Regions from separate parts of the Homo sapiens genome. Here region 1 is linked to region 2. Evidence: chromatin contacts called from ENCODE Hi-C or POLR2A ChIA-PET data. All regions are on one chromosome and are shown on one strand. Each heading gives the region's core, a stretch centred on a gene start or an enhancer-like site at or near the end of the contact. The rest is flanking DNA. Distances are from core to core; before and after follow the strand shown. Region 1 holds the start of BORCS7 (BLOC-1 related complex subunit 7). Region 2 holds the start of SLC68A1 (solute carrier family 68 member 1).

Region 1 (3,698 bases), core at 652-3,151, 390 kb after region 2:
CATTCTCACATCTTTTATTAACTAAAAAAGAAATGGAGCTACTTGAAATATTTTATTTTTTTTTTGAGACAGAGTCTCACTCTGTCGCCTAGGCTGGAATACAGTGGCATGATCTCGGCTCACTGCAACCTCTGCCTCCCGGGTTCAAGAAATTCTCCTGCCTCAGCCTCCAGAGTAGCTGGGACTACAGGTGCCCACCACCACGCCCGGCTAATTTTTGTATTTTTAGTAGAGACGGGGTTCCACCATGTTGGGCAGGCTGGTCTCGAACTCCTGACCTCAGGTGATCCTCCCGCCTCAACTTCCCAAAGTGCTGGGATTACAGGCGTGAGCCACGGCACCTGGCCTACTTGAAATATTTTACATATTAATTCACTTACAAGGTGGTTACCATCAGTTTGGTATTAATACAATAAAGAGGTTATCAATAAAAATTACTAGTGATGTTGAGCATTTTTCACATTTATCAGCCAGTTGATTTTTTTTTTTGAATTGCCTACTTGTGCCTTTTGCCAATTTTTCTATTAGATTGTTTTTCCTTCTTCATTTGTTTACAGGCCTATCTGCCTCATCAGCCTGGGAGTTCCACAGAGACAAGAACTGTATTTCATTTCTTTCTCTATCCCCAGCCTAGTACAGTGTCTGGTATTTAGTTCATGAAATGTTTGTTAAAATTGAATGGAATGAGGCCAGGTGCAGTGGCTCACGCCTGTAATCCCACCATTTTGGAAGGCCAAGGCTGGTGGATCATTAGATGTCAGGAATTTGAGACCAGCCTGGCCAACATGGTGAAACCCTATCTCTACTAAAAATACAAAAATTAGCCGGGCCTGGTGGCAAGCACCTGTAATCCCAGCTACTTGGGAGGCTGAGGCAGGAGAATCACTTGAACTCAGGAGGCGGATGTTGCAGTGAGCTGAGATCGAGCCACTGCACTCCAGCCTGGGCAACAAAGCGAGACTCCATCTCAAAAAAAAAATAAAATAAAATAAAATTAAATAAAATGAGACAAGTTATCGCTATGTTGCCCAGGCTGCTGATACTGAACTCCTGGCCTTGAGTGACCCTTCTGCCTCGGCCTCCCAAAGTGCTGGGACTACAGGTGTGTCACCATATGGATAGGTTGGCCTTGAACTCCTGACCTCAAGTGATCCACCTTGGCCTTTCAAAGTGTTGGGATTACAGGCGTGAGCCACCACGCCTGGCCCCTTGTCTCAATTAATCAAAAAAAGGCCTAGGCAACAGAACAAGACTCTGGGGAAAAAAAAATATATATGTATATATATATGTGTATATATATGTATATATATGTATATATGTGTATATATGTGTATATATATGTGTATATATATATATGTGTATATATATATGAATGGAATGATATTCTCATAACCCCTTGGAAACATTATTACTTCTGTTTAACAGATGAGGAATATAAGACAGAAGCTGAGTAATTTGCAGCCACACACTGCTAAATGGTAGCATTGGGACTGTAATCCGGGCCTTCTGATTCTTTTTAATTATTTGTATTAATTTTAATTTTATTTTATTTTTAAAGAGATGGAGTTTCGCTATGTTGCCCAGGGTGGTCTGGAACTCTCAGGCTCAGGTGATCCTCCTGCCTGGGTCTCCCAAAGGGCTGGGATTTCAGGCGTGCGCCGCCATGCCCTGCCGCAGGCTTTCCGATTCTGAACCATAGAGTCAATGAAACTGTCCTCCATCCCCTCCAGAGATGTTTGCCTGGACCCTGTTTTCCTCAGGATATCAATGAATAGTTCATGAGTTTAGTGAGCAAAGGTCAACCTCCATCAGGCGCATGCGTCCCTTCCTTTTCCCATGGAGGAAGAGACGCCTCTTTTCCTTCCGCTTTGCTTGTCTTTTGGCCCCGGCGACTCACCATCGTCAGTGCGCAACCGTTCGCTAACTGAAATGATGGCGACTGGAACGCCAGAGTCTCAAGCGCGGTTCGGTCAGTCCGTGAAGGGGCTTCTCACGGAGAAGGTGACCACCTGTGGTACTGACGTAATCGCGCTCACCAAGCAGGTGCTGAAAGGCTCCCGGAGCTCCGAGGTGAGCTGGAAGTGGACTCTCCCGGCCTGATAGTCCGGGGAGTCGCAGTCTTTCGTTGCTGTGGGAAGGAGGTCGCGTTGCATCTTGGGAATTGTAGGCTGTGAAGTACTTGCTATGAGTAGGTCTTCTTCGCGGAGGCGCGTGTTGCATTCTGGGGTGTGCAGTCTCTTTGGTTAGGGACAGTGTGTGAGGGTTGGGGGAAGAAGCGATGCCATGGGAACCTGTGCTTTAAAACAGCTCTTTGGGAGGCCGAGGCGGGCGGATCACCTGAGGTCGGGAGTTCGAAACTAGCCTGACAATCATGGAGAAACCCCCGTCTCTACTAAAAAATAATAATTAAAAAAATATATAGCCGAGCGTGGTGGCACATGCCTGTAATCCCAGTTACTTGGGAGGCTGAGGCAGGAGAATTGCTTGAACCTGGGAGGCGAATTATATATATAAGTATTATATATTACGTATTATATAATATATATACGTATATATTATATATAATGTGTATGTATATATTACATATATAATATACATATATATTATATATAATATATGTAATATATATTATATATATTTTCAACTAGAGGTGTTTATAGTTAACCACCTGTAAATATTCAACATATTCATCATAATAAACGTACATTTATTTAGCATTTTATATATGCTAGACACTGTTGTCTTTTATGGAGTTTAATTCATGAAGTCTTTAGAATGACTAATTGAAGGAAGTACTTTTCCTTTTTTTTTTTTTTTTTTGAGACGGAGTCTAGCTCTGTCGCCAGGCTGGAGTGTAGTGGTGTGATCTTGGCTCACTGCAACTTCCGCCTCCTGGGTTCAAGTGATTCTCCCGCCTCAGCCTCCTGAGTAGCTGGGATTACAGGCACGCACCACCACACCTGGCTATTTTTGTATTCTTAGTAGAGATGAGGTTTCACCATGTTGGCCAGGCTGGTCTCGAACTCTTGACCTCATGATCTGCCTGCATCAGCCTTCCAAAGTGCTGGGATTACAGGCGTGAGCCACCGCTCCTGGCAGCATTGCTTCTTGAGCAGTCTCCACATAGCTATTTTGTTTGATTAGCTGAGAATTTCATGTGTAAAAAACTCATTCCACAGTATTCATTTAACAAATACTTATTGGGTGTCTGCTATGTGCCAGGAACTGCTCTAGGTACACGGAATAAACAAAACTAAATCCCTCTACTTGGGAAGTTTACATTTTAGTGAAGAGACAGACGATAAACAAGTGAAACAGAAAAAAATCAGGTGGTGGTAAATCCTGTGAAGCAAAATTAATCTGGGAATAGAGAGTGATGAAAGGGTTAATCTTTGTTTGTTTGTTTGTTTTGAGACAGAGGAGGAGTCCCACTAGCTCTGTCACCCAGGCTAAAGTGCAGTGGCCCGATCTCGGGCTCACTGCAACCTCTGCCTCCTGGGTTCAAGCGATTCTCCTGCCTCAGCCTCCTGAGTAGCTGGGATTATAGGCGCCTGCCACCACACCCAGCTAATTTTTGTGTTTTTAGTAGAGATGGGGTTTCACCATGTTGGCCAGGCTGGTCTCAAACTCCTGACCTCAAGTGATCCTTCCCGCTTTGGCCCCCTAAAGTGCTGGGATTACAGGCATGAGCCACCACA
Region 2 (3,583 bases), core at 1,064-3,563:
ATTCCCTGGATCAAGCAGTTCTCCTCCCTCAGCCTCCTGAGTAGCTGGGATTACAGGCACACGCTACCACGCCCAGCTAATTTTAGTATTTTAGTAGAGATGGGGTTTCACTATGTTGGCCAGGATGGTCTCGATCTCCTGACCTCGTGATCCAACCACCTCAGCCTCCCAAAGTGCTGGGATTACAGGTGTGAGCCACCTTGCCTGGCTGTGAGGGACCAAAGGTCTTTTCTCCTGGGTCACATCCAGCTCTGGCCCCTGCCAGCCCTCCCCATTTCCATTTCCCCACTGGATACCCAGGGAGGGCTAAGTAAAGACTCGGGTTTGCTTTGAAATAAAAGCACATGCTGGCCACAGATAGAAAGGCGGGGAGACTCCTTTAGCAAATGTATGGAGATCCCAGTGTGCCGGACCCCAGGCTGAATGCTGGGTTTTCTGTTCTCACAGCCAGGAAAGCACAGATGGAGGTAAGAGGTGAGGAGAGGGACAAAATGATCACCTGTCTTCTACTCATGAGGCTTTCTGGATCAGGAGGAGTTTCAGCAGTTGTCTAAGTCTAGAAGAGAGATGGTTGTATGTATGTGTGTGCGTGTATGTGTGGCTTGGGGTGACATGGGAAGTGTGAAGGGTGTCCGAAAGAGAGAGATTGGGAAGGAGGGAAATGAGACAGGTTAGTGGGAGATGGATTCTGGGGGCAAGGTTCATGGCATCCCTGGGGGCTCCTCAGGAACTGGTTGAATAATCTGTAGCCCCTGGACACTAGGCGTCTACATTGGACCATTTGCTGTGGTTGTTAGGAGGAGGACAACATTCCTGTTGCAGGAAGTTAGCCGACAACCATCAATGAAGGTCATAAGGATGAGCAGTTCACAAAGCTCCTACACCCTTGTTTCTCATTTAATGTCTGAAAAATCCCTGTAAAGCATAAAACAGACTCACAAAAGGAGGGTCCCAGCCAGGTGCAGTGACTCACGCTTATCATTCCAGCACTTTGGGAGGCTGAAGCGGGAGGGTCCCTTGAGCCCAGGAGTTCAAGACCAGCCTGGGTAACATAGTGAGACTCCATCTCTACAAATAATTCTAGAAATTAGCCAGGCATGGTGGAGTGAGGTGGTGGTCCCAGCAACTTGGGAGGCTAAGGTGAGAGGATCATCTGAGCCAGGGAGGTGGAGGTTACAGTGAGCTGAGATCATGCCACCACTGCACTCTAGCCTGAGCAACAGAGCAAGACCCTGTTTCAAAAAATAATAATAAAGAAGTCCCTTAGCAAAGAAGTGTTGGAGCTAGGGGTTGAGTTCCAAGTCCCCCATAAGGCAAAGGCCACAGGCTTTTTGCCCTGTGTCCCAAGGTAGGGGAACCAGGCAGAGCTGGAATGTGTGCTGTTTGCTTGCCCAAAAACCTATCCAGGCTTACAGGCCAATTGGGAGAAAACATAAAACATCCTCCACAGCCTACATTGAGCCAAACAAAACTTGATTTTGAGGGATTGTGCAGGTGTGGGAAGAGGAAAGACTCTTGTTATGGGAGTCAGGATAGCGGGTTCCACCTCGACTGGGCCCTTGCTGTTTGCGTGTCATTGAATCTCTCTGAAATGCAGTTTCTTCACATATAAAATGTGGATAAAAGCGCCTACCTCCTAGGAATGATGTGAGGACTCAACAAGAGAATGCACGTGTTGTTCTGAATGTAGTACGGTGCACATAGCAAGCACTCAGTACTCCTTAGGTTTTATTATTGCCGTTATTAATACAAAGAGGTTGTGCTGCATGGTTGCTCATTCAGGCCCTGGTGGCTGTTTCCCACCTTCAGCCCTGGCTCCTGTGGCTAGAGCCCTGGTGCCCACAGCTCAACCTGGACCTGTCCACCCTTGAAGGGCTCATGATGCAGCATCAGGGAGTCCCAGATCGAGCCGCTGACACCTCCAAGTCGGCTGCAGCTGTGCATCCGCTCAGACCACAAGACTCAATGGAGGATGCTGACCTCTCTTTGTTCTCCCAACGAGTACTAGGCAAGGAGGGAAGGAAGGTGAGCGCTTAGAAAAAACGTGTTGGTTTCAACTGAAATGACATTAAGCTATCGTGGAGGTAAAGGAGAGGGGTTGAGCCGGTCAGGAATCCAGGCAACCTGACCCTATTTGCCAGTGTCCGCTTTTAATTTTGGTCGCTAAGGGCAAGCGCCCGTGACAAACATGGCGGCGGCAGCCTCAGGCGCAGTCACCTGCCGGAGCTGCGCCCGGGGGCCGCGCGGAGCCAATCGCTGGGCGGGGGCGGAGGGAGAGGCTGGGGAAGCCCTAGAAGTGCGCGCAGGCGCATTGGCTCGCACCTGGCTCCCGCCAGCCGTGGGATTAGGCTTCGCCGGCTACGATTGCGGTGAGACGCTGGCCAGCGGCCGGGGCTCGCGGGCAGGAGCGGGCTGGGCTGGGGCCGATCTGGCACAAACGACAGACCCGAGGGGGAGGGGAATGCTTTGCGCTCTGGGAGTCATGGGGGCTATCTGCGGGGGTCTTTGGGGTGATCATATTGTGGATTGGGAGAGTTGTGTGGTCCGGGCGGAAGAAGCGGGGTTCAAGGGGGCAAGGGTGGAATCCTCGCAGAAAGGCTCTCCGGGGGTCTGGAGGAAAGGGATGCAGTGGGTCAAATAGCTCCCTGGTGGTCTGGGATCGAGGGATGCACTGGTCAGGTCGGGATCCGTGCCATTAGCATAAAGGCATTTAACCCTGGTGGCACTTGGGGAGCTTTGAAAAACACCGATGCTGGGCCCGCCCGAAGAGATTCCGATTTAACTGTTCTGGGTGAGGCCTGGGCCTCGGTATTATTGCACAGCTCCTCAGGTGATTTTAACGTGCAGGCGGTGGGGAGCAGCCCTACACGTGTTTCAGCACCAGCTATTGAGTGAAGAGCTCCTGGGCTGATCCCAAACTCCTCAGTGGCTTGGGAGGGGTGGGTGGTCCTGAGGTGAAGCTGTCGCCTCTTCTGGGACCTGTGGGGGAGGGAGAGGGAGAAGGTCCCCATCTCAACAAGTTGAAAGCTCATTTCCAGCCGGAGGAGGAGGATGGGCCCCCACCCCCCAACCCTGGTGCTAGACCCTGCTGTGGGGAGACTGGGCAGGAAGACAAGACCCCGAGAGTGAAACAGGAAACACAGCAGACAATTCAGGGGTCAGCTGCCTGTTGAGAAAAGGGCACATATTATACCTTTCATGTTCATTTGTTCATTTGGTATTCCTGAGGATAGGCAGAGAATGGAATTGTTTTCTCTGCTTCACAGATGTAGGAATAGACTCAGATAGTAAGTTAAAGATAATGTTCACACCTGACCCAGGGCTCCTGACTCCAAATTATGCCTCTTCTTAGCTTTTACCTCTGCACTAATGTCTCTTGTACAGTCTGATACCTCTCACTCCAGGGGCCCAGTTCGGCATTCTTGGTTTCCGCCACTAAATTCATCAACCTCCCCCACCCACCATAGGTTGGTTCAGAAATCAGGGAGATGTTGCTGCTTCCATCCCTTTCTAGTCTTTACCTACCAGGGGCCTGGTAGGGTGAAGGGGAAGAGTTTTGACACCTGCTAGAGGGCTTCTTCCA

The links. A loop is a pair of places that touch in the nucleus more often than their neighbours do. ChIA-PET counts read pairs that join two places held with the same protein, here RNA polymerase II (POLR2A). Pooled maps may share reads with other maps.
Region 1: a pooled map shows a loop between it and region 2 (8-fold over the local background). The contact joins the promoter of BORCS7 here to the promoter of SLC68A1 in region 2. A Hi-C loop is called at or near these places in 1 of 37 single-sample maps with no recorded cell type and 6 of 50 pooled maps. POLR2A ChIA-PET finds 5 or more read pairs at or near these places in 2 of 52 experiments (WTC11 and activated CD8-positive, alpha-beta memory T cell).

Annotation. Positions count from the first base shown.
Region 1 is chr10:102,852,358-102,856,055 of GRCh38, forward strand. It overlaps BORCS7 (BLOC-1 related complex subunit 7), which reads left to right and starts at 1,902. Exons shown (of 5, transcript NM_001136200.2): 1 at 1,902-2,070. The coding sequence starts at 1,930. It overlaps BORCS7-ASMT (BORCS7-ASMT readthrough (NMD candidate)), which reads left to right and starts at 1,853. Exons shown (of 15, transcript NR_037644.1): 1 at 1,853-2,070. RefSeq lists enhancers at 1,422-1,935, 1,918-1,977, 1,936-2,448, 2,048-2,237, 3,245-3,698.
Region 2 is chr10:102,459,082-102,462,664 of GRCh38, forward strand. SLC68A1 (solute carrier family 68 member 1) reads left to right here and starts at 2,314. Exons shown (of 10, transcript NM_024789.4): 1 at 2,314-2,369. LOC124902493 (a long non-coding RNA gene) reads right to left here. Exons shown (of 3, transcript XR_007062270.1): 3 at 1,712-2,979. RefSeq lists enhancers at 1,833-1,902, 2,030-2,713, 2,714-3,396 and a silencer at 2,173-2,392.